Regions from separate parts of the Homo sapiens genome. Here all the other regions are linked to region 2. Evidence: read pairs that join two places in POLR2A ChIA-PET (ENCODE). Cell type or tissue: PC-9. All regions are shown on one strand. Region 1 overlaps GCN1 (GCN1 activator of EIF2AK4). Region 2 overlaps PXN (paxillin). Region 3 overlaps CABP1 (calcium binding protein 1).

Evidence for each region. ChIA-PET counts read pairs that join two places held together with the same protein. Peaks named below come from ENCODE experiments on the same cell type or tissue, not always from the same donor. Only the 100,000 strongest peaks of a DNase experiment are listed, where the experiment ranks them.
Region 1: POLR2A ChIA-PET joins it to region 2 with 15 read pairs; 13 of 35 experiments call an interaction of 5 or more read pairs at or near these places.
Region 3: POLR2A ChIA-PET joins it to region 2 with 26 read pairs; 2 of 35 experiments call an interaction of 5 or more read pairs at or near these places.

Annotation. Positions count from the first base shown.
Region 1 is chr12:120,177,755-120,185,754 of GRCh38, forward strand. GCN1 (GCN1 activator of EIF2AK4) reads right to left here. Exons shown (of 58, transcript NM_006836.2): 3 at 7,070-7,133; 4 at 6,358-6,489; 5 at 5,815-5,923; 6 at 1,098-1,196; 7 at 871-1,005. Among named protein-coding and RNA genes, the nearest start is that of GCN1, 13 kb to the right of the region's middle. RefSeq lists an enhancer at 6,453-7,652. In PC-9, no CTCF peak of the experiment used is centred here; DNase peaks (open chromatin) are centred at 4,487 and 4,757; H3K27ac peaks cover 3,200 bases.
Region 2 is chr12:120,253,813-120,261,812 of GRCh38, forward strand. All of the region lies in intron 1 of PXN (paxillin), which reads right to left. Among named protein-coding and RNA genes, the nearest start is that of PXN, 7.9 kb to the right of the region's middle. RefSeq lists an enhancer at 6,374-6,940. In PC-9, no CTCF peak of the experiment used is centred here; no DNase peak of the experiment used is centred here; H3K27ac peaks cover 427 bases.
Region 3 is chr12:120,655,647-120,663,646 of GRCh38, forward strand. CABP1 (calcium binding protein 1) reads left to right here. Exons shown (of 6, transcript NM_001033677.2): 2 at 4,232-4,262; 3 at 4,550-4,693; 4 at 5,085-5,194; 5 at 5,425-5,572. Among named protein-coding and RNA genes, the nearest start is that of CABP1, 19 kb to the left of the region's middle. RefSeq lists enhancers at 2,706-3,207, 3,208-3,707. In PC-9, no CTCF peak of the experiment used is centred here; no DNase peak of the experiment used is centred here; H3K27me3 peaks cover 1,650 bases.

The sequences.
Region 1 (8,000 bases), 76 kb before region 2:
AGAGAACACAAAGCTCTGGTTAGATCCTGACATTCTCAAGTATCTCATCACTGGCCTAAGGGGTCCCTCTTGTGAGAGTGCCTCCAAAAAATACAAATCAATGCCCCAAATTTCAGTGTTAAGCATAGAGGTCCCACTGATCACGCAACCCCACTTAAAACCCTTCCACAGCTTTCCATGGCCCCCGGGATAAAGTCCAAAGTCCTTCGTATGGCTTATAAGGTCCTGCCCACCACTCAGCTGGCTGCGTCTCACTCTAACCCATTCCTGCCACTCCAACCCCGCTCGCCTCCTCTCTGTTCCTGCCCACAGGCTGCTTCCTCTGCCCAAAATGCTCTGCCTCACCTCTTGACCTTGCTAATTCCTCTTCACTCTCAAAGTTCCTTCTTTAGAGTGATGTGTTCTCTGACCCACAGCCTAAATCAGGTCCTTCCGTTGTGGAGTCTCACGACTTCTCACACTTTCCCTTTGTAGCACATACTAGTTATAATTAGCTAGACTATCTGTTTAATGTCAGTTTCTCAGACTCAGTTCCATGGGGGCAGGGGTCATAGCTCCCTTACTCGCTGGTGTACCCCCAACACCGAGCACAGTGCCTAGAACATGGCAGCCACTAAATTGGGATGAATAAGTGACTGCATGAACAAGCAAACTATCACCCAAGCCAGAAACAGAAGGGAAACTTTCCAGCTCCTAGAAGTTCATGTATCATGGCAAAAGGCCAGAGTCTCACATGAGAAAACCAACAAGTTTCAGATAAGGTCAACAGCTAGGGTCACCAGGGCAAAGCAGGTTCCCATTCCTTCCCTCCAGCGAGCTCCCAACATCCCCAACATAGCAAACCCACAGTCACTCTGCCTTGGCACTTGCCTTGTGCTGACTGACCACGTCCATCTCCTTGTGACTCGTGCAGAACTGCACCAGCAGCCCCAGCATGCCAGCATAGTTCTGGTTGGGCTCTAGGCTGAGAATGGCTGACAAGTACTGTTCCACCAGCCCGGGGTTCTGAAGAGGAAAGTGCCAGGCAGGTGTTTAAGATGGCAGTGGGGGAGTGGCATGGAAGAAGCAATGCCCACCAGCCCCTGCAGTCCTGTCACCTCTTTCCACAGCTTCGTGAGTTTCTTCACAGCACCATCCACGGCGTGCTTGTGGGAGCCACCCAGCACCTCCAGCAAGAGCAGGCACTGCACTTCCACCTGCCAGGACCAGGGAAGACTCAGGTCAAGGTGGGACATGAGACTGAGGGTCCCATGGCTCTCATAGCCTGTAAAGACCTCCATCAGACCCTCCAAATCCTGGCTTCATCTCCACTCAGCCTCTCCCACTCAACTCCAGCCAGCTCCTCTTCCCTCCACCCCACACATTTAGTTCTGTCCTTTAACGACACTGTTCCCACTAGTGTTCGTTTAATAAATATTTGGTGATCACCTATTATGAATCAGACAATGAAGGCACAAGGGGAGGAAGACAGACATGGTCCCTGCTTTTTTTTTTTAAGACGGAGTCTCGCTCTGTCGCCAGGCTGGAGTGCAGTGGCACAATCTCGGCTCACTGCAACCTCCACCTCCCGGGTTCAAGTGATTCTCCCGCCTCAGCCTCCCAAGTAGCTGGGACTACAGGTGCGTGCCACCATGCCCAGCTAATTTTTTTTTTTTTTTTTTTTGAGACAGAGTCTCGCTCTGTCGCCCAGGCTGGAGTGCAGTGGTGCGATCTCAGCTCACTGCAAGCTCCGCCTCACGGGTTCACACCATTCTCCTGCCTCAGCCTCCCGAGTAGCTAGGACTACAGGTGTCCACCACCATGCCCACCTAATTTTTTGTATTTTTAGTAGAGACGGGGTTTCACCATGTTAGCCAGGATGGTCTCGATCTCCTGACCTCATGATCCGCCCGCCTCGGCCTCCCAAAGTGCTGGGATTACAGGCGTGAGCCACTGCGCCCAGCCGGTCCCTGCTTTCATGTACCTTAGAATTCAGAGGAAAAAAGAGATATTAAACAAATAAATACACAAATGAACATACAATTTCAGTGAGGTTTAAGTGCCATGCAGGTAAAGAATTAAGGGTCCTGTTTCATTTACTTCTTATCTGCCTTGACCTGTCCTTCATTAATTCCACAAATACTTACTGACCACTGCATGGCAGGCTCTATGCTGAGCACTGTGAATACAGAAGTGCATCTTGATATGGGGATTCGAACTGCATGGAGCTCACACCGTCCAACCCAGATTGACATACATAATAGGTCCTTGACTAAAAAAATCTCAGAGGCTGCCAGGCCTAGTGGCTCACACCTGTAATCCCAGCACTTTGGGAGGCCGAGGCAGGCAGATCACCTGAGGTCGGGAGTTCAAGACCAGTCTGACCAACATGGAGAAACCTCATCTCTACTAAAAATACAAAATTAGCTGGGTGTGGTGGCGCATGCCTGTAACCAAGCTACTCGGGAGGCTGAGGCAGGAGAATTGCTTGAACGCAGGAGAATCGCTTGAACCCAGGAGGCAGAGGTTGCGGTGAGCCGAGATCACGCCTTTGTACTCCAGCCTGGGCAACGAGAGCGAAACTCCATCTCAAAAAATAAAGGCCAGGTGCAATGGTTCACGCCTGTAATCCCAACACTTTGGGAGGCTGAGGCAGGCGGATCACAAGGTCAAGAGATCGAGACCATCCTGGCCAACATGGTGAAACCCTGTCGCTACTAAAAATACAAAAATTAGCCGGGTGTGGTGGCAGGCGCCTGTAGTCCCAGCTACTCAGGAGGAAAATCGCTTGAACCCAGGAGGTGGAGTTTGCAGTGAGACGAGATAGCGCCACTGCACTCCAGCCTGGTGACAGAGAAAGACTCTGTCTCAAAAAAAAACAAACAAAAATCTCAGAGACTTTATGTGCCATAAATGCCCAAGGTCACTAGTGAGTCGTGTGAACTGCCACCCTCAGAAAACAGATATGCTTGTGGCCGGGCGCGGTGGCTCACGCCTGTAATCCCAGCACTTTGGGAGGCTGAGGCGGGCGGATCACGAGGTCAGGAGATCGAGACCATCCTGGCTAACACGGTGAAACCCTGTCTCTACTAAAAATACAAAAAAAATTAGCTGGGCATGGTGGCAGGCGCCTGTAGTCCCAGCTACTCGGGAGGCTGAGGCAGGAGAATGGCGTGAACCCGTGAGGCGGAGCTTGCACTGAGCCGAGATTGCGCCTCACTGCACTCCAGCCTAGGCGACAGAGCGAGACTCCGTCTCAAAAAAAAAAAAAAGAAAAAGAAAAAGCAAGCAAGCAGATATGCTTGTGGAAAGCAATGCTGATAAATTCCATTTGCATGTATACAAAATGGCATATGTACAAGGTTATTCTTTGCAGAACTGTTAGTAACAATAAAAAACCGTAAGCAACAGAGGACTCCCTATATATAGCATAGTATAGAAAGGATTACTGGCTGGGCGTGGTGACTCACACCTATAAACCCAGCACTTTGGAAGACCGCAGCAGGTGGTTCCCTTGAGCCCAGGAGTTCGAGACCAACCCGGGCAACAAAAGAAAACCCCATCTCTAAAAAAATACAAAAATCAGCCAGGCATACACCAGCATGCCTGTAGTCCCAGCTACTCAGGAGGCTGTGACAGAAGGATCGCTTGAGCCCAGGAGGTCAAGGCTGCAGTGAGCTGAGATCATGCCACTGTGCTCCAGCCTGGGTGACAGAGCAAGATCTTTGTCTCAAAAAAAAAAAAAAAAAAAAAGAAGTCTGCAGAATCATGGTGTGTGTATAAAAAAATTTTTTAATACATTTTTTTAAAAGTAGGCTGGGCACGACCAGGTGCAGTGGCTCATGCCTGTAATCCCAGCACTTTGGGAGGCCGAGGCGGGCGGATCACCTGAGGTCAGGAGTTCGAGACCAGCCTGACCAACATAGAGAAACCCCGTCTCTAGTAAAAATACAAAACTAGTCGGGCATGGTGGCACATGCCTGTAATCCCAGCCACTTGGGAGGCTGAGGCAGGAGAATCGCTTGAATCCAGGAGGCAGAGGTTGCGGTGAGCCGAGATCGCGCCATTGCACTCCAGCCTATGCAACAAGAGTAAAACTCCGTCTCAAAAAAAAAAAAAAAAAAAAAAGTAGGCTGGGCACAATGGCTCATACCTGTAATCCCTGCACTTTGGGAGGCTGAGACAGACGGATCACCTGAGGTCAGGAGTTTGAGACTAGCCTGGCCAACATGGTGAAACCCCATCTCTACTAAAAATACAAAAATTAGCCAGGTGTGGTGGCATGCACATATAGTCCCAGTTATACTCAGGAAGCTGAGGGTTGAGAATTGCTTGAGCCTGGGAGGCAGAGGTTGCAGTGAGCCGAGATTGCGCCACTGCATTCCAACCTGAGTGACAGAATTACACTCTGTCTCTCAAAGAAAACAAAAAAAAAAAAACAAAAAAAACCACTCAGTGCAGATAAGCCAATGAGCTTGCCCCTTCTTACAAGGAGGCTTTTGGTAACAATGACACCCATTCCCTGAAGCAAATCCAAGAGAGTCCCAGCTCACAATACGTAATCCTTGACCCTCAAGGTTTCAGCATTCTAATCCATCATCAATCAATTATACTGACAGCCATTCCATGTTTGTCCCCAGAGGTGCGCTGGATAAGCTCCCAGGGATGCAGCCCTCTATCTAACCAGCAGGCTGCTTCATGGAGCGGTACTTGTGTTTCCTAAGGCCGGTCATCACTGGCACCTACCTGCCTGGGACTCTCCAGTTTCCACAGTCATCTCAACCCTCAACGAAACCTGGCTTTGCGACAACTCTTTGAGGTGGACAGGGTGAGTAGTATTTTCTTTCCCACTTTGCAAATGAGGAAATGGGCTCAGAAGTTAAGTGACTCAGCCAAGTCTCATGGACAAGAATCAGATCCAAGGCCTGGCAAAGTGGCTCACACCTATAATCCCAACACTTTGGGAGGCCAAGGCAGGCGGATCATCTGAGGTCAGGAGCTCAAGGCCAGCCTGGCCACCATGGAAAAACCCTGTCTCCACTAAAAATACAAAAGAATTAGCCAGGTGTGGTGGCAGGCACCTGTAATCCCAGCCACTCGGGAGGCTGAGGCAAGAGAAACGCTTGAACCCAGGAGGCAGAGGTTGCAGTGAGCCAACACCACTGCACTCCAGCCTGAGCAACAGAGCAAGACTCCGTCTCAAAAAAAAAAAAAAAAAACTACTCCTCATGACCTACACTAAAAAACCACTCCTCATGACCTACACTAAGCCTACCCAGGCACATGTCTGCTCTGCTCACCTCCCAACCTGGTGAGCAGACATGGGGAAAGAAAAAGAAGAGAATATGGAAGGAGCAGGTAGAGAATGGAAAGAGGGAATTTAAGAACCAAAACCAAGACAAAAAATCCATTCCATTCACCAGTTCAACACTGAAATCAAACACAGGGAATGGAATGATCAGCCAGAAAAACACCAAGAGGATTTACACTATGATATTTTCTAGTCTACTTGATTTTTGGCTGTCTTCCCAACTCTGGCCTGTCACGGCTTCCACACATGCCATGAAATCAGGGGCCTCATTTCTGTTGTGCATCACTGCATTTCTAGTGCCTAGCACCATGCCTGACAGAGAAGCTCCAAAATGTCTAATACACCAAACAATGTGATTATGCTGCACTCATGGCCATCCACCAAAGCCACACACCTCGGGACAACTCAGAGTGTCTGGTCACCCAGCACCCAGAAAAGCACTTGGCACCAAGAAGGTGCTGAAACATGCTCTAACTCCTGGCAGAAAGCTGACCCTTGCTACTTCAGAGACACAGGGAACCTACCAGTTTGTTCCAGATGTCTCCTTGTCGCTTGGCTCTCGATGGAAAGACAATGCGCACCAGGAGGCAGGTCCAGGTCAAGGCCAGCAAGGCGGCAGAGCCACTGCTCTTACTGCAGAGCAGAGTTGGGGATGAGTTCAGAGCAGCAGCCTCCACCTTGAGGACGAACACTGTCCCTAAGGCCCCGCCTGGTAATGCAGGACCCTCCCTTCACCTCATGGAACAGAACTTGAAACAAGTTCCCCACAAACCATCTGTGGCAATTCAGGACAAGAAGTCCAGGCTTCAGTGGCCAAACTCCCATCTCTTGGCACTGACAACTATAAAAACAAACAGATGGCTTCCACCATTAGGGGCCTGGTGGGCAACTGGTTCCCCTCAAAATGGCCTTGCTTCCACTGTTTCCCAACCCTGCTCCTCGGGAAAGTGGTTTTCTCCACTAAGCTTGCTATCCTGGCTCCTCCCTCTGGTGCACAGTCAACTGCATCAGCTTCTCCTGAGCAGGACTGTACCAATTCTCAGGGGGCCACAACTTTTACCTCTTACCTGGGAACACCTGCTTTGGAGCCTATACCAGAAGACTGCAGAGAGTGTAGAAGGTTCTTAGCAGTGGCTTCTGGCTGGGCCTCAGCCAACTGCTGGATGGCTGCCTGCAAGGCCCTGCGGGAGGCTGCATCTCTAGGGGGAGAGGCAAAGGAAAGGGTGAACATGCAGACCTCAGGCAGAGGCAGGGGCAAGGCTGCTCAGGCCATACACTGGTCTTTCTCAGGAGAAACTGATCACACCATATTCCAGTGGATAACAGAGAAGGGATTAGGAAATAACTAGATAAACTCACCTCCTCCTAGAGTTCTAAAAGTATCTCATAAGGGCAAATAAGCCATTGAGTGTGTAAGGGCAGCACCTACATTTATGGAGCAGTTATAAGGGTCTCAAAGTAGGCCAGACGATTTAACACACATGACTAAATGGCAGCATAAACACATTGACCACTATGGCACAGCAGGCAACTGTTCCAGGCACCTCACGCTTACTAACAACCACCCATGAGATAGAGAATGGCACCATCCCCATTCTGCAGACAAGGAAACTGAGGCACAGAGAGGTTAAGTAACTTGCCCAGGATCTAATGGCTAGGATGTGACATAGCCCAGATTTGGCACCAGGCAGTCTGGCTCTAATCTGGGCTCTAACCACTACTCTAAATCCCCTCTCTGTACAAAGTGCTCCACATATGGGGCCTTTGGCTGGGACTCACCTATATCGATGCAGAGTCAAGCAGAACAATTTGCAGAGCCCCTTCACTGCTCCCTCTGGAAGATCTGAAACCAGAGATTACACAGACAGCGGTCAATAAAAATCACTTGGTAAGCCGCTGGAGTCAGGTATTCTGCCCAGACATGATCTCAGCCCACTGGACACTCCCCATATATTTAAGACCTTCCTCCCCAAGAGGAAAAAGCAACAACAAAACAGGACTCTAGGAAAATGCCTGGTACAGAAAAGCTTTGGGTAGACATTTGCTAAATGAACGAAACTAAGAAAATAAAAGTGGCCTCGAAACCTCACATGCCATCAAGAGGAGGTTCAGGAGTGCTGGAATGGTTCTACTTCTTGATCTGGGTGCTGGTTATACTGGTGTTTAACATGTGATGATTCAGTGAGCTGTTCCATTAGGAGGCGTACCTTTCTTCACATACATTCTAATAAACGGTTTAAAAAACAGTGCAACACTGAAGTACTATGAGGGACCAGAAAAGGGAAGAACACCTATAACTGGAGTGTTTCTGAAAGTCTGAAGGACACATAAGCTTGGCCTATCAGATTAGTAGGCTCTGGAAAAATGGAAAGAGAGGGAGATACATGTAGAGTGCAGGGTTAAGAAGGCATAATACCTATTCAGAACACATGAAGAAGAAGAGAGGACTAATAACACCCTAGCTCTTAGTGCTTACAAGATGCCAGACCCTGCTCTAGATCATTCATACACATTCACTCATTTAATCCATGTAAGGTGGGCAGTGTTATTAAGGCCCCCCCGCCTTTTATTTTTCAGACGGAGTCTCACTCTATCGCCCCGGCTGGAGTGCAGTAGTGCGATCTCGGCTCACCGCAACCTCCGCCTCCCAGGTTCAAGTGATTCTCCTGCCTCAGCCACATGAGTAGCTGAGACTAAAGGTGCGCACCAC
Region 2 (8,000 bases):
CCAGACACAACAAGAAAAACATTGCATGATCTCACTTATATGTACTATATACATATATTTATTTATTTATTATTTTACTTATTTTTGAGATCGAGTCTTTCTCTGTCACCCAAGCTGGAGTGCAGTGGCGTGATCTTGGCTCATTCCAGCCTCCACCTCTTGGGTTCAGGCGATTCTCCTGCCTCAGGCTCCCAAGTGGCTGAGACTACAGGCCCGTGCCACCACGCTTGGCTAATTTTTATATTTTTGGTAGAGAGGGTTTCGCCATGTTGGCCAGGCTGGTCTCGAACTCCTAACCTCAGATGATCCACCCACCTCAGCCTCCCAAAGTGCTGGGATTACAGGCGTGAGCCACCACGTCCAGTCCAATATATATATTTATATATCTATAAAGAGGTCAAATACAGAGATCGAGAATGAAACAGTGGTTACTATGGGTGGAAGTGGAGAATGGGGAGACGTGGGTCAAAGAATACTAAGTAGCAGATACACGAGATGCACAAGTTTAGAAATCTAATGTATGATATGAGGGCTGAAGTTAAGAAAATCGTACTCGGGATTTTCGGATTTTTGTTACATAAGTAGATTTAGCTGCTCTTGGCACACAGGAAAGTAGCTGTGAGATGACTGACAGGTTAATCTGCTTCACTTTAGCAACCACCTTACTATCTGTACGTATCCTATGACAACATGTTGTAAACCTCGAATATACACAATAAGGTTTAGTGGTTCTTTTGTTTTTGTTTTGTTTTTTTTGAAATGGAGTCTCGCTCTGTCACCCAGACTGGAGTGCAATGGTGTGATCTCGGCTCACTGCAACCTCCGCCTCCCAGGTTCAAGAGATTCTCCTGCCTCAGCCTCCCAAATAGCTGGAATTACAGGCACGTGCCACCACGCCCAGCTAATTTTTGTAATTTTAGTAGAGACGGGGTTTCACCATGTTGGCCAGGCTGGTCTTGATCTCTTGACCTCAAGATCCACCTGCCTTGGCCTCCCAAAGTGCTGGGATTACAGGTGTGAGCCACAATGCCCGGCCTAAGGTTTAGTTTTTTAAAAAATAAAGAAGCACATGAAAATATTTCCTCAAGCTTAACGTGCTACACAAATGCCCATTATCTAATACAGGCCCAGAGAAGAGAGGGGGCGCTAACAGAGAACAGGCAGTAGATGGGGCCTGGGAGAGTGAAAAGGAAATGAGAAGGGAGTAGATGAGAAGGGAGAGTGGAAAGGAAATGAGTTGAGTCTCTGCTGGTGCGCAGACCGGAAGAATCTGGACAATAGAATTCACGTCAGGGGTGGAAATATAAATTTGGGAGTCACCAGCACACAGGTTATAAAAGAGGTCATGCAGTTGATTAACTGACCGAGGTGCATAGTTGAAAAACAAGGAGTTCAGAGAAATCCTTTGGGAAAACACCCAGGTGCACCTCCACTCAGGGATCAGAGGAGACTTGGGAAAAGAAGGTGGGAGGGTCTCTGGAGAAGCAAGCGGAGCTTAAGGAAGGGAGAAAAAAATATGCAGCTAAAGGGTGAGACAGGTGTCTCAGCAAAAGAGCAAACGTGGAAGAATGGGTCAGACTGTGTTAAAATTTAAAAAGGAACAGGCCGGGCGCGGTGGCTCACACCTGTAATCCCAGCACTGGGAGACCGAGGCAGGCAGATCACAAGGTCAAGAGTTCAAGACCAGCCTGGCCACTATGGTGAAACCCCATCTCTACTAAAACCACAAAAATTAGCTGGGCATGGTGGCGGGCGCCTGTAGTCCCAGCTACTCAGGAGGCTGAGGCAGAAGAATCACTTGAACCCGGGAGGCGGAGGTTGCAGTGAGCCAAGATCATGCCACTGCACTCCAGCCTGGGTGACAGAGAAAGACTCTGTCTCAAAAAAGATAATAATAAATTTAAAAATAAATAAAATAAAAAGGAGCAAAGTAAAAAAGTTAGTAAGTGCAGGTCAGGCACAATGGCTCACATCTGTAATTCCAACACTTTGGGAGGCCGAGGTGGGCGGATTACCTGAGCTCAGGAGTTCGAGACCAGCCTGGCCAACATGGCAAACGAAACCCCATCTCTACCAAAAATACAAAATTAGCCAGGTATGGTGGTGTGTGCCTGTAATCTCAGCTACTGCGGACTGCGGGGGGTTGGGGGGGGTGGGGCGGAGGCAGGAGGATCGCTTGACCCTGGGAGACAGAGGTTGCAGTGAGCCAAGATCATGCCACTGTACTCCATTCTGGGCGGCAGAGCAAGACTCTCTAAAAAACAAAACAAAAAACTGAAGTTAGTAAAAGCAGAAAAGTAAAAAGAGGGAAACAGGCAAGACACATGGTGGCTCACACTTATAATACCAGCACTTTGGAAAGCCAAGGCAGAAGGATTGCTTGAGGCCAGGAGTTCGAGACCAGCCTGAGAAACATAATGAGACTCCGGCTGTATAAAAAATAAAAAATTGGCCAGGCATGGTGGCACGTGCCTGTAGTCCCAGCTGCTCAGGAGGCTGAGGGCAGGAGGATCGCTTGAGTTGGAGGTTACAGTGAGCTGTGATCAGATCACTGTACTTCATCCTGGGCAAGAGAACAAGACCCTGTGAGAAAAGAGAAAGAAGAGAAGAGAAGGAGAGGAGAAAAACGGAACCAGAAGAAAAAGGAGAGCCAGGTGGACCTGCAGATGGGGACATCGGGGCCACATGGGGCCACAGCCATCTACACTGACAGAAGATGATGACCATGAGGTATAAAAGGGGGTAGAAAGATGGGGACGTGGGGGGTGGAGTAAAGCGTGAGCAAATAGAGGCCATCCTTGAGGATCTGTCTACTATGTGCTAAGCACCTCACTCAGTCTCCCAACAATGTGGAAGGCAGGCATTACACCCATTTCATAGCCTGCTTTCAATAGGGTTTTTTTTTGTTGTTGTTGTTGTTTTTGAGACGGAATCTCGCTCTGTCACCCAGGCTGGAGTGCAGTGGCCTGATCTTGGCTCACCGCAACCTCCGCCTCCCAGGTTCAAGGAATTCTCCTGCCTCAGCCTCCCGAGTAGCTGGGATTACAAGCATGCGCCACCACGCCCAGCTAATTTTGTATTTTAGTAGAGATGGGGTTTCTCCATGTTGGTCAAGCTGGTCTCGAACTCCCAACTTCAGGCCTCAGGTGTTCCACCTGCCTCAGCCTCCCAAGGCTGGGATTACAGGCATGAGCCACCGCGCCTGGCCTCAGTAGGGTTTTTATGTTTTAGAAGAGGCCAAAGTCTCCAAGGCTCATTCAAAACAATACACACAGACCGGGATCCAGAAGAGAATCGGCCTGAAGCTCCCTGGAGCTCCCTGGAGGGTTCCACCCCCCTTGCTCCAGCTCACCCAGAGTTCTACGATTCAAAACAGCTGGAAATGTGTGCCCTGCTCTCCCCAACAAGAAAACAGAACAGAACATGGCTGTTTCTGCCAAGCGAATTCTGAATAAGCTGCATTCCATTTCATTAAAACAATTACCTGAGCTCCAGCCAAGAATTACATAAAGCTTCCTCCCAGCATCACCCCCTCCCCCATAAAACACACATCATGCTGCTTTCAAATAGGCAGAGTGAAGCTCTGAGCCCTCGCTAGAAGACCTCATAGTCCTCGCCAAGTGGCCAGCCTCGGCATCTCTGCACGCTGACATAGATGACATGAGGCTGAAAGAAGACCTTGGCATGAAGCCCTCCCCTCATGAGAGCCTGCTGGCTGCCCGAAATGTTTCTAGTAGGCACCAGGGCCCTCACCTCTGCCTCAGAGCCAAGAGGGCCACTGGTGCCAGAATCCAGCTATTTCCCCAAAACAGACTGGAGGTCCAAGAGGGCCAGCTTTGAGTCAGCACAAACTAGACAGGAGGGACCAAGGGAGTGGGGATTCCAGGAGGGGGAGCCTGAAGGCTGGAAAACTGGATGGTCAGACTTGAGCTATAAGCAAAAGCCTGGGGACACTCAGCCATCACTGCCCACAGGTTAATGGTGTTCCACTGGCCACAGATAAGGGGTTCATGATGTGAGGCAAAAGACATCTCCTCCCCGCCCACAGGCCTCAAGCTGCCCAGAGACCGTTCCCTGAATTATGTAAAGCCTTGCTGTGGCTGGGCACCGTGGCTCACACCTGTAATCCCAGCACTTTGGGAGGCCAAGGCGGGCGGATCACCTGAGGTCAGGAGTTCGAGACCAGGCTGGCCAACATGGTGAAACCCCATCTCTACTAAAATTACAAAAATTAGTCAGGCGTGATGACGCACGCCCATAATCCTAGCTACTGCGGAGGCTGAGGCACAAGAATCACTTGAACCTGGGAGGCAGAGGTTGCAGTGAGCCAAGATCACACCATTGCACTCCAGCCTGGGTGACAGAGTAAGACTCCGTCTCAAAAAAAAAAAAAAAAGTCTTGCTCTGCATCCCATCAGCCTAGACAACCCATCTCAAACTCCAACCAGAGTTCGGCATCTCACATGCTTCAACCCTGGTCTGATTAATGTCATCATGCTCAAATAACTCATGAGGCTGCCTCCACACCTATGGACACACACTGTCTCTGGGCCTGTCTTTTTTCTGCACAGGTCACAGCACTGTGCTCCCCATTTCCCAGATGATAGTCAGCAGTCACTGTCACCTGAGGCCCCCCCAGCTACTGTCTCTGCTCACCCAGTCTTCCCACCACCTGCTCAATCACAGGAGACCAGCAGTCATTCAGGCCAACCATAGGCAGGCGCAGGCCAGCACCTAGGCCCAACAACTCCAAGCCCATCATGGAAAAGCAGGGTTTCCTTACTTTTCTCCAACTTTTCATTATAAAAATGTCTAAGCACACAGAGAAGTTGAGAGGCCCGGGTACTCTCACTTAGATTGAATGGCTGTCATTGTTTTACCACTTTGTGTAAACGCATGGCCCTTGTGCTCTCTGCCCTTTATGTGTATATCCTTTTTTTCATTATATCATTTAAAACTAAGTTGAGCTGGGTGCAGTGGCTCACACCTGTAATCTCAGCACTTTGGGAGGCCGAGGTGGGTGGATCACCTGAGGTCGGGAGTTTGAGACCAGCCTGACCAGCCTGACCAACATGGAGAAACCTGGTTTCTACTAAAAATAAAAAAATTAGCCAGGCGTGGTGGTGCATGCCTGTAATCCCAGCTACTCGGGAGACTGAGGCAGCAGAATCGCTTGAACCCAGGAGGCAGAGGTTGTAGTGAGCTGAGATGGTGCCACTGCACTCCAGCCTGGGCAACAAGAGCAAAACTCTGCCTCAAAACAAACAAACAAAAAAAAACAAATAAAACTAAGTTGAGGCCAGGTGGGGTAGCTCACACCTGTAATCCCAGCACTTTGGGAGGCTGAGGCAGGTGGATCACCTGAGGTCAGGAGTTGAAGACCAGCCTAAACAATATGGTGAAACCCCACCTCTACTAAAAATACAAAAATTAGCCGGGTGTGGTGGCATGCACCCATAGTCCCAGCTACTCAGGAGGCTGAGACAGGAGAATTGCTTAAGCCCAGGAGGCGGAGGTTGCAGTGAGCCAAGATCGCGCTGCTGCACTCCAGCCTGGGTGACAGGGCAAGACTCTGCCTCAAAAATAAAAAATGAAAAAATAAAAATAAGTTGCAAGACATCATGACACTTCACTCCTAAATACTTTAGCATGCACCTAACAATAACAATATTCTCCCATAAAACCACAATACCACAATCACACAAGAAATAAGCATTAAAAGTCCGTCTTTAAGGGAAGATTTGGCCACTGGGGTTCCACTGGGCCTGGCCAACCGCATGTTCTGTCTACCACTGGCCCAGCATCCAAGGCCTCCCTGGAGAGGCCAGCCCTGAGCACCACTGGTTAGGCAATCGGTTAGTTAGTTGGAAGACTTATCAGGGTATGAATGTACACTCAAGGCCAGATATGAGACTCCCAACAAGACCCAGACTGCAAAAGGCAGAGTGGACCCCGTGAGGCTGTCGATGGAGTCTCAGGGCCCATCCCAGGTGAGGAGGGCACCCTGAAGCCATTTCCATGACTTGCTTTGTGAACATTTCTGAGAAAACTCAGCTTCCTGATTCTCTCTTCCTCTCCCCCTCCCATAGGACATCCTTCATTCTCCACCATAAAGTTTTCAACAACTCCCTCCTCTGGATACGGGAAAGACAAGGAGCATGTTCGGGTGCAGCGGGGCTGGGGGCACAGGAAGGCTTCTGATTCCTGAGCAGAGGAGGTGGCAAGGGACCACAGGGGACCTGCCCCAGGTTCTCCTTGGCAGTGGTGCTGTAAGCTCACTGCTCTGTCTCAAGAGTAACAGGTGACTGGAGAGGTGACCAGGGAGGGAGGATTGGGGCCTCCCCTGGAACAGGAGACACTCCCCCCAGGACCCTGCATCCCATCCTGAGTGTGTGTCCCCAAGAAAGAACAAAAAGGCCGGGTGCAGTGGCTCACGCCTGTAATGCCAACACTTTGGGAGGCCGAGGCGGGTGGATCACCTGAAGTCGGGAGTTCGAGACCAGCCTGACCAACATGGAGAAACTCCGTCTCTACTAAAAATACAAAATTAGCTGGGCATGGTGGCTCATGCCCCCAGCTACTTGGGGGACTGAGGCAGGAGAATCGCTTGAACCTGGGAGGTGGAGGTTGTGGTGAGCCGAGATCATGCCATTGCCCTCCAGCCTGGGCAATAAGAGTGAAACTCAGGAAAAAAAAAAAAAAGAACAAAAGACAGACAAGAAGCTGCAGAGAACAGGGAAATGACAGATGTGGAAGACAACAGAGAATAGGGTGGGTGCAGAAAAATGTTAGTGTCCTAGAAACAGAAAACAGTCAAACCAATGGGCAACCCATATCAGATGCAGTATTATGAACAGAAGTGTAAAGAATGCACCAGGCACAATGGCTCATGCCTGTAATCCCAGCATTTTGGGAGGTTGATGCAGGCACATTGCTTGAGGCCAGGTGTTCAAGAACAGCCTGGGAAACATGGTGAAACCCTGTCTCCACAAAAAATTTCAAAAATTAGCGGGGCGTTACGGCATATGCCTGTAGTCCTAGCTACTCGGGAGGCTGAGGGAAGAGGAACACTTGGGCCTGGGAGGCAGAGGCTGCAGACCCTGTCTCCAAAAAAAAGTGTACAAAACAGTTGGCTGCAAGTCCCGCTCAGCAGCCAGACCACCTGGATTCAAATCCTAGCACTGCCATTCACTAGTTGTAGAACTTGGGCAAGTGGGCTCACCTCTCTGTGTCTCAGTTTCCTCACTTATAAAACAGGTAGTAGTAATACGACTACTAATAAAACCTGCCTCATATGGCCAGCTTGATTCAAGCAAACAATGCATGTAAAGTGCCCAGCACAGTGCCTGCACATAATAAGAGCTCAATAAATATTATGAGAAAAAGTTCTGTAAACACTGTAAAAAAGAAAAGTACCCCCTAGGCCAGAGTGCAGTGATGCGATCTCGGCTTACTGCAATCTCTGCCTCCCGGGTTCAAGCGATTCTCCTGCCTCAGCCTCCTGAGTAGCTGAGACTACAGGCACGCGCCACCACGCCCAGCTAATTTTTGTATTTTTAGTAGAGATTGGGTTTCACCACATTGGCCAGGCTGGTCTTGAACTCCTGACCTCAAAAGATGCACCCACTTCAGCCTCCCAAAGTGCTGGGATTACAGGTGTGAGCCACCATGCCCGGCAGATTTTGTTATTATTAATGAAGGCACTGAGACTAGGATGATCCCCGGAAAGGCTGCAATGAGGCTGGAAGTTTATTCAACATCTCTGGAGCGAGGTAAAGACGCAAGAGAAGCTTCAGAGTCAGATACTCCAAGCAGGATGACTAAATAGGAGAGGAGGGCTGCTCAGTGGCCCACCAATAACTCTGGCCTTCCATCAGCCTCTCCAGCCAAGGGTACACCCAGTCTCTTCAATGCATGACCATCACTAGGGAAGCTGGAAAAAAGGAATACTGAGATATTCCCTCAAAAGACCTTGAACCTATAGTGACAGGGCTTTGGGT
Region 3 (8,000 bases), 400 kb after region 2:
AATGACTTAGCCCTGGAGATTGACTGAATTGGGAGGTTGGGAGCATTTTGGGAAAGGATGTTGTCTCATTAGGCTCTGAGTGAACACTTCCCATTGGTGAGAATAGAAGCCCCCCGCTGCCCCTGTCTCTTCATGCACTTGGGTGTGTGATTCTGTGCATATGTATGTGCCAGTGCGTGCGTGCGTGTGTGTGTGTGTGTGTGTGCGCATGTGCCACACAGAGGGCATCACATTCAGCTCTCCCCGGAACCACCATTTCCGTCAAGGATTGGAGACTCTGTCTGTTGGACCAATTTGATGCCTGTGCACGCTCAGGGCTCTCTGAACCCCGCTCCTTGACTCTCAGGGTCCCCTCTTGCGGAAAGCCCCTCCCGGGACCAGGAGCCAGGCTGGGCAGGGAGGTGACACCCTGCCTCTCTTTTGCATTTGCTTGGTGCTGGCTGAAGATGTGCCAGGAGGAACAGACCAGCTACATGGTGGTGCAGACGAGCGAGGAGGGGCTGGCGGCTGACGCCGAGCTCCCGGGACCGCTCCTGATGCTGGCCCAGAACTGCGCAGTCATGCACAACCTGCTGGGCCCTGCCTGCATTTTCCTGCGCAAGGGCTTCGCTGAGAACAGGCAGCCTGTACGTAAGTTGGCCCAGTGGAGCCCGCTGAACTTGGCTTCACAGGGCGTGAGGAGGTGCTGGGATGAAGAAGGGGTCTATACAGAGCTCACACCCCCAACTTATGAATCTGATCCCCAAAGTTTTCCACTCATGGCTACAAAGTGCTGGTGAGTCCATATCCACGAGCAAAATAATGATGATGATAATAATAATAATAATATCAGATACATTGTTTTGAGCACTTACTAGGTGAGCACTGTGCCTAGTGTGTTGGCGGATTGCCTCATTTAAGCCTCAGAGCAGCTCTAAGAGGTAGGTGCTTTTATCATCCCCATTTTACAGATGAGAAAACTGACTTGGGCTGGGCGCAGCGGCTCACGCCTGTAATCCCAGCACTTTGGGAGGCCGAGGTAGGTGGATCACTTGAGGTCAGGAGTTTGAGACCACCCTGGCCAACATGGTGAAACCCCATCTCTACTAAAATACAAAAATTAGCTAGGCATGGTGGCGGGTGCCTGTAATCCCAGCTACTCAAGAGGCTGAGGCAGGAGAATCGCTTGAACCCAGGAGGCAGAGGTTGCAGTGAGCCAAGGTCGCGCCATGGCACTCCAGCCTGGGTGACAGAGTAAGACTCCAACTCAAAAAAGAAAGAAAGAAAGAAAACTGGAGTGCAGAGGTCACATGCTCGAGGTAACAGCTTGTTGGTGGTAGAGGTAGGATTCACACTTGGATAGCCTGACTCAAGAGCCTCTTGTGCTCCTAATGACAACTCTGTATACGTGGCACTGTCCGGTAGAACTTTCTACAGTGATGGAAATATTCTAAATTCCGTGCTGTCCGATACAGTAGCCACTAGCCACATGTGGCTATTGACCACTTGAAATGTGGCTAGTGCAACTAAGGAACTGAATTATGGATTTTATGTTATTCTTACTCAAATTTACATAGCCACATGTGGCTAGCGGCTAGTGAATTGGCCAGCTTTCTACAAGTAGCTAAATAGTTCAAAGAGAGGAGAGGACTAATGAGGATGTTATAGAGGTAAACATTTGTAGGTTGCATTTATTGAATGCCACATGCTAAACACTTTAATATCTTGTCTCACTGAATGCACACTAAGGCCCTGTGAGGTGGGTACTGGTATTAACCCATTTTACAGATGAGGAGACTGTGGCTCAAACAGCAGAGTGACCTGCCTGAGGAAGTAGATCTGAGCTTCATACTCAGGTCTGTCTGCCTCTAGAGTCCAAGTGCGTCTCCCCAGCCACATGTACTGGGGAGAAAGGCGTGTTCCTGCACCCCATTCCACCTGACCCTGAGTTGCTGCACGTGATCTTCCTGGCACATTAGTGGGCATCCCTGGCTCTACTCCAGGGCAGAGAACACACATAGCTACTGCTGTGCATGGGGTGTGTGATCCAAGGACCAGCCATCAGTGCTCAGCAGACCAGCTCTGGTGGCGGGCACACTCCGTGAAGGGGCACCTGGCTTTGCTGCCCCCGGGGCTTTGGGTGTACAGGAGGAACGGAAGGGGCTGCCATGGGGTCAGCAATGCCTGTTCCTCCCGAGTCCTGCAGAACTGGGCCTTGGAGAAGTGGGAGGCTGCTTAAGGCCTGATGCGTGGGAAAGGATTTATTGGGTCTCAGTAGCTGGTCCTAGGGCGTGTGCTCTGCATGTATGTGTACACACGTGTGCTTACTCACTCGCTTTCACAGACTGCTGGTATGACCCATTGCACAAAACATCCTTTTTGGTCACCCAAAAACATCTACGAACATATGGGTTTGTGTTGGAATGGCTGTGACCTACCCTTAAGCCAGGCACCATCACCAGCTTTTTTTTTTTTTTTTTTTTTTTGAGACAGAGTCTCACTCTCTTGTCCAGGTGGAAGTGCAGTGGTGCAATCTTGGATCACTGCAATCTCTGCCTCCCAGGCTCAAGTGATTCTCCTGCCTCAGCCTCCCGAGTAGCTGGGACTACAGGCGTGAACCACCATGCTTGGCTAACTAAAACAAGGTTTTTTGGTAGAGACGAGGTCTCACTATATCGCCCAGGCTGGTCTCGAACTCCTGGCTTCAAGTGATCCCCTCGCCTTGGCCTCGTAAAGTGCTAGGATTACAGGCGTGGACCACCGTGCCTGGCCCATAGCGAGCTTTTTAGGTGAACGTCCATGCAGTCATCTCAGAGACACGCCTCCCTATGGGTGACTCCTACCCCCAGCCTGGCGGAGCTGGGAGCTTGCAGCCTGCTCCCTCCAAGCTCACACACACTCTCAACGCTGTCCTGCCACACAGAGCTACCTCTGAGCTCTTGGTCCTATGCACCTGGTTGTCCCATGAGATGTGACTCAGCAGCCCTTCCCTTTCTAGATGATCTGCAGATTTTCTGGTGTTGTCGTCTTTTGTCCTGGGGCCAGTTTGGAGTGGCTGTCTCTACTCATCCTGGCCCCGTTGGCTGGAACGGCCTGCATGCACAGTGGAGGTGCCACACGCTCACTGTGGCATGCCTGCGTGTCTGTGTTCGTGGGAGGTATGGCCATACCTGTGTGAGCCTCTTCAGGACGGGCACACCTGCCTGGTGTCCTCCCTGCCCAAAGGCAAAGAGCTGCAACATGCGGGAGGCTGGACGCTGAAGGCCACTTTTGGAGTCTACTAACCAGGTCCAGCTGGGCACCTGTATCCATTTCATGCCAGTCTATCTCCCTCCTGGGCAGGCCCAGGGCAACTGGCAGCTCACCAACCTGAGCTTCCTCCAGGCCTGCTCCTTGGAGATGTCTCTGCCATCTGTTCTGACGCCTAGATTCAGGGTTGCCTTGATTGCCCAGGAGACCTGGGCACTGCTTGAGGCTGGAGACATGTGCTTTTTGGACCCTGGCTCCAGCCAGAAGCACTGGTGGCCCCCGGGGTCCTATGTGGTGTCCTGTGATCCCATGACAGGGGAACGTACAGGGATGGGGGTCAAATTGGAGAAGGTGGGGCAGTGCCCGCGAAGCAGTCACAGCCCCATTCTGTTGCCACGTCTCCTCCTGACTCCTCCCTGTCCTCCTACCCTCGCTTCAGGATGGCCCTGCCTTCCCTCCCCTCCTGCGCCTCTTCTGTTGTCTTGCAGCCTCTGTCGCCCTGCTCTTCCTGTTTCATTGGGTGGTGCTCTCTTTTCCCTGTTGTGACCTCCCTGGACTCTGTTTTATTTGCAGGTTTTTGCCACCAGGCAAGCTCTGTTCTCTGACTCATTCTTTTTTTGTTTTTTTTTTTTGAGACAGGGTCTCACTCTGTTGTCCAGGGTGACAGAGTGCAATGGCACCATCATAGCTCACTACAGCCTCAAACTCCTGCTGACCCATTCTTGTATCTGGAACAAGGGGCTGGAGGCACAGAGGTTCTGTGCCCAGGCTGGTGGGGCTGGTGGCTTCTTGGGCATCTCCTGTTAGGGGCCCAGGAGCTTCTATGTCTAAGGGAGATGTGGGGCTTTCTTCTCCCCTCAAGGACCTGATCCAGGCACACCTGTGCTGCATCCTCGTCACCTCCTACCCAGTGCCTGCTGCCACGTGGATGGCCCCCAGGTTAGGTATTTTGTGACTTCCAGGTCCCTTGTCGCGGCTAATAGGACATGTTCTTTTGTTTCAGGATAGATCACTGCGACCAGAGGAAATTGAAGGTAAAACTTGGCCCCTTGGGGGAAAGGACTGCCTAGCCCTCTAGGAAGGTGTGGGAAGGGAGGTTGATGGGAAGAGAGGCCCCTGGAAATGGGGCCTGGTGCAACGCGGGGTATCTTCTGTGAAACCAGCTGCTGAAGGTGTGCACAGGAGGCAAGAGAAATGCCCCAGCATCCTGGGAAGCTCCTGGGCCTCTCTTTCCATGCCGGTGGGCCTTTGGGCTGCCTTTGCCCACAGAGGCTCTGCGGGTCCTACCCCTGACCACATCCACCTTTGCTCACTTCCCCAGAGCTCCGAGAGGCCTTCAGAGAATTCGACAAGGACAAGGATGGCTACATCAACTGCCGGGATCTGGGCAACTGCATGCGCACCATGGGCTACATGCCCACCGAGATGGAGCTCATCGAACTGTCCCAGCAGATCAACATGAACCGTGAGTCCCTCTACCAGGCATCTGCGTCCCTTCGGTCCTCACCCTTGCCGTCCTCTGCAGTCAGACAGGACTGGCTTCAAATTCTGCATCCACCTCTTACCAGCTCTGTGATCTGGGGCCAACCACTTACCCTCTCTGAGCCTCAGTTTCCTCACCTGTAAAATGAGGGCCGAATTGGAGGAGTGGAGCCCAGAAAGTAGATTAGGGAATATCTGTAAAACAGCCCAATAACTGGCTCACAGGAAGAACTGAACAGAGGGCTCTTGTTATTATTAAGTTTGTCTCTATCTGATGAGCAGGTCAAGGAGGGGTTGTCCATTCTGTCAGTTGTCTAGTTGGAGACAGGGAATGGGTATGTCGGGGATGACCTAGCCCTTTCCTCCTTTTCCAGTGGGTGGCCATGTAGATTTTGATGACTTCGTGGAGCTAATGGGGCCTAAACTCCTGGCAGAGACAGCAGATATGATTGGTGTAAAGGAACTGCGAGATGCTTTCCGAGAGGTAACGGACAGAGGCAGGCAGGCATGGGGCGGCTATTGGAATCCTATCTGCAGTATAAATACTTCAAAAGAAGCCTGAGCCTCAAGTCCCAGATCAGGGGAGGGAGCTTGGACAGAGAAAGGTCTCTGGTAAAGGGGGGCAATGACACTGGAGAAGGAGCTCAACTTTGGGATCTGCTGCTGCCAATCGCCATGCTGGGGCGACCTCTCCTTCCTTCCTGCCTTCTCTAGTTTGACACCAATGGTGATGGGGAAATAAGCACCAGTGAGCTGCGAGAGGCTATGAGGAAGCTCCTGGGTCATCAGGTGGGACACCGAGACATAGAGGAAATTATCCGAGATGTGGACCTCAATGGGGATGGACGAGTGGACTTTGAAGGTAGGTGGGGCTTGAAAGTGGGAGAGAAGCAAGCCAGCAGTGGCCATCCATGGAGCCCTCCAATTGTGTATCCATCATGCAACCATCAATCCGCCCTAATTTTCCAACCCCCAGCCCTTTCATCCTCTTATCCCTCCGTCCATGCCCCCGTCTAATCCATCTCCCATCCCTTCCCCATGCATCTATTCATGCATCTGTCCATCCATCTATCCATCCTCTACCTTTCCATTCATCTGTCCATTTATCCATCCATTCATCTACCTATCTATCCATCTGTCCACCATCCATCCATCCATCCATTTATCTACCCATCTATCCATCCATCCATCCTCTACCTATCCATCCATCTGTCCATTTATCCATTCATCCATTCATCTACCTATCTATCTATCTGTCCATCATCCATCCATCCATTTATCCATCCATCCATCCGTCCATCCATTCGTCTACATATCTATCCATCCATCCATCCATCCATCCACCTATCCATCCATCTGTCCATCCATTCATCTACCTATTCATCTATCTGTCCATCTTTCCATATCTATCTCTCCATTTTTCATCTGTTTATCTCCTTATCTGTCCAGATGCCTATTTATCCATTCCTCCATCTCTAAGCAATCATTCCTATAGCAATTTATCCATGCATTTATCTGTCCATTCGTGCATCTATTCATTCTTCTCTACATTCACCCATGAATCTATCTATGTATTCATCTACTCATATAGATCTCTCTATGTGTTCACACTTCTATACTTCCATTCACACATTCATGTCTCTTCGTCTGCATATACTTCTACCCATACTTGCATTGATCTATCCATCTATCTGTTCAGTCATTTCCTCATCTATATCCATCTACTCATCCATTCACCCATCCCTGTGTCCATCTGCACCCATCCTTCTCTATCCATTTATCTGTCTACCCACGCATGCATCCATCCACGGTAGGTGTTTTCTGAACATTACATTCCTCAACTGGACACTCAGGCTCCCTAAGATCTGACCACAGCTCACCTCCCCAGCCACAACTCAACAGTCCTTCATTCACACTCCACCAAAATACTTGTGATCAGTGAAGCTGCTAGGGTCCCTCTTGAATACACTGATCTTTTTGCCAGGAGGGCTTTTTTGTTGTTGTTTGTTTGTTTGTTTGTTTGAGACAGAGTCTCACTCTGTTGCCCAGGCTGGAGTGTGGTGGCAGGATCTTGGCTCACTGCAAACTGCGCCTCCCAGATTCAAGTGATTCTCCTGCCTCAGCTTCCCAAGTAGCTGGGATTACAGGCGCCCACCACCATGCCCGGCTAATTTTTGTATTTTCAGTTGAGACGGGGTTTCACCATGTTGACCAGGCTAGTCTTGAACTCCTGACCTCAAGTGATCCACCCGCCTCGGCCTCCCAAAGTGCTGGGATTACAGGCGTGAGCCACTGTGCCTGGCCACCAGGAGGGCTTTTATCCTGTTCTTTTTTTTTTTTTTTTTGAGACAAAGTCTCGCTCTTGTACTCCAGGCTGGAGTGCAATGGCACGATCTCAGCTCACTGCAACCTCTGCCTCCTGGATTCAAGCGATTCTCCTGCCTCAGCCTCCCGAATAGCTGGGATTACAGGCGCCTACCACCACGTCCAGCTAGTTTTTGTATTTTCAGTAGAGATGGGGTTTCACTATGTTGGCCAGGCTGGTCTGGAACTCCTGAACTCAGGTGATCCACCCGCCTTGGCCTCCCAAAGTGCTGGGATTATAGGTGTGAGCCACTGCATCTGGCCTATCCTGTTTTTTACTTGGGCTAAGTTCTGTTAGCCCAAGGGACATTCTTCATGACTCGACAGTGGGACTCCTTCTTCTAGCACCCTTCCCTGGTTCCTCAAACTGAACTTCCTCTTTTCTGGGTTTTCACAGCACGTCAGGCTCACCTGTTCTTCACACTGTCCCCTAACTGCTGGTTAGAGTTGTCTTCCCAGTTGACTCTGAACTTTGAAAGAAGAACCCTATTTTCTTAATCACTGCATTTCTTGCATAACACAGCTAGTGCTCAGTGAAAGGTTATTTATTTATTTATTTATTTATTTATTTTAAGACAGGGTCTTGCTCTGTCGCCCAGGCTGGAGTGCAGTGGCGTAATCTCGGCTCACTGCAACCTCCGCCTCCCGGGTTCAAGTGATTCTTGTGGCTCAGCCTCCCGAGTAGCTGGGACTATAGGGGTGCACCACCATGCCTGGCTAATTTTTTGTATTTTTAGTAGAGACAGGGTTTCACCATGTTGGCCAGGCTGGTCTCGAACTCCTGGCCTCAAGTGATCCACCCGCCTTAGCCTCCCAAAGTGCTGGGATTACAGTCGTGAGCCACCGCGCCCAGCCTCAAAGACTTTCTTTTTAAAGAATCAATAGTAATCATAATAGTTATAATTTACTGTACACTTATGTGCAGT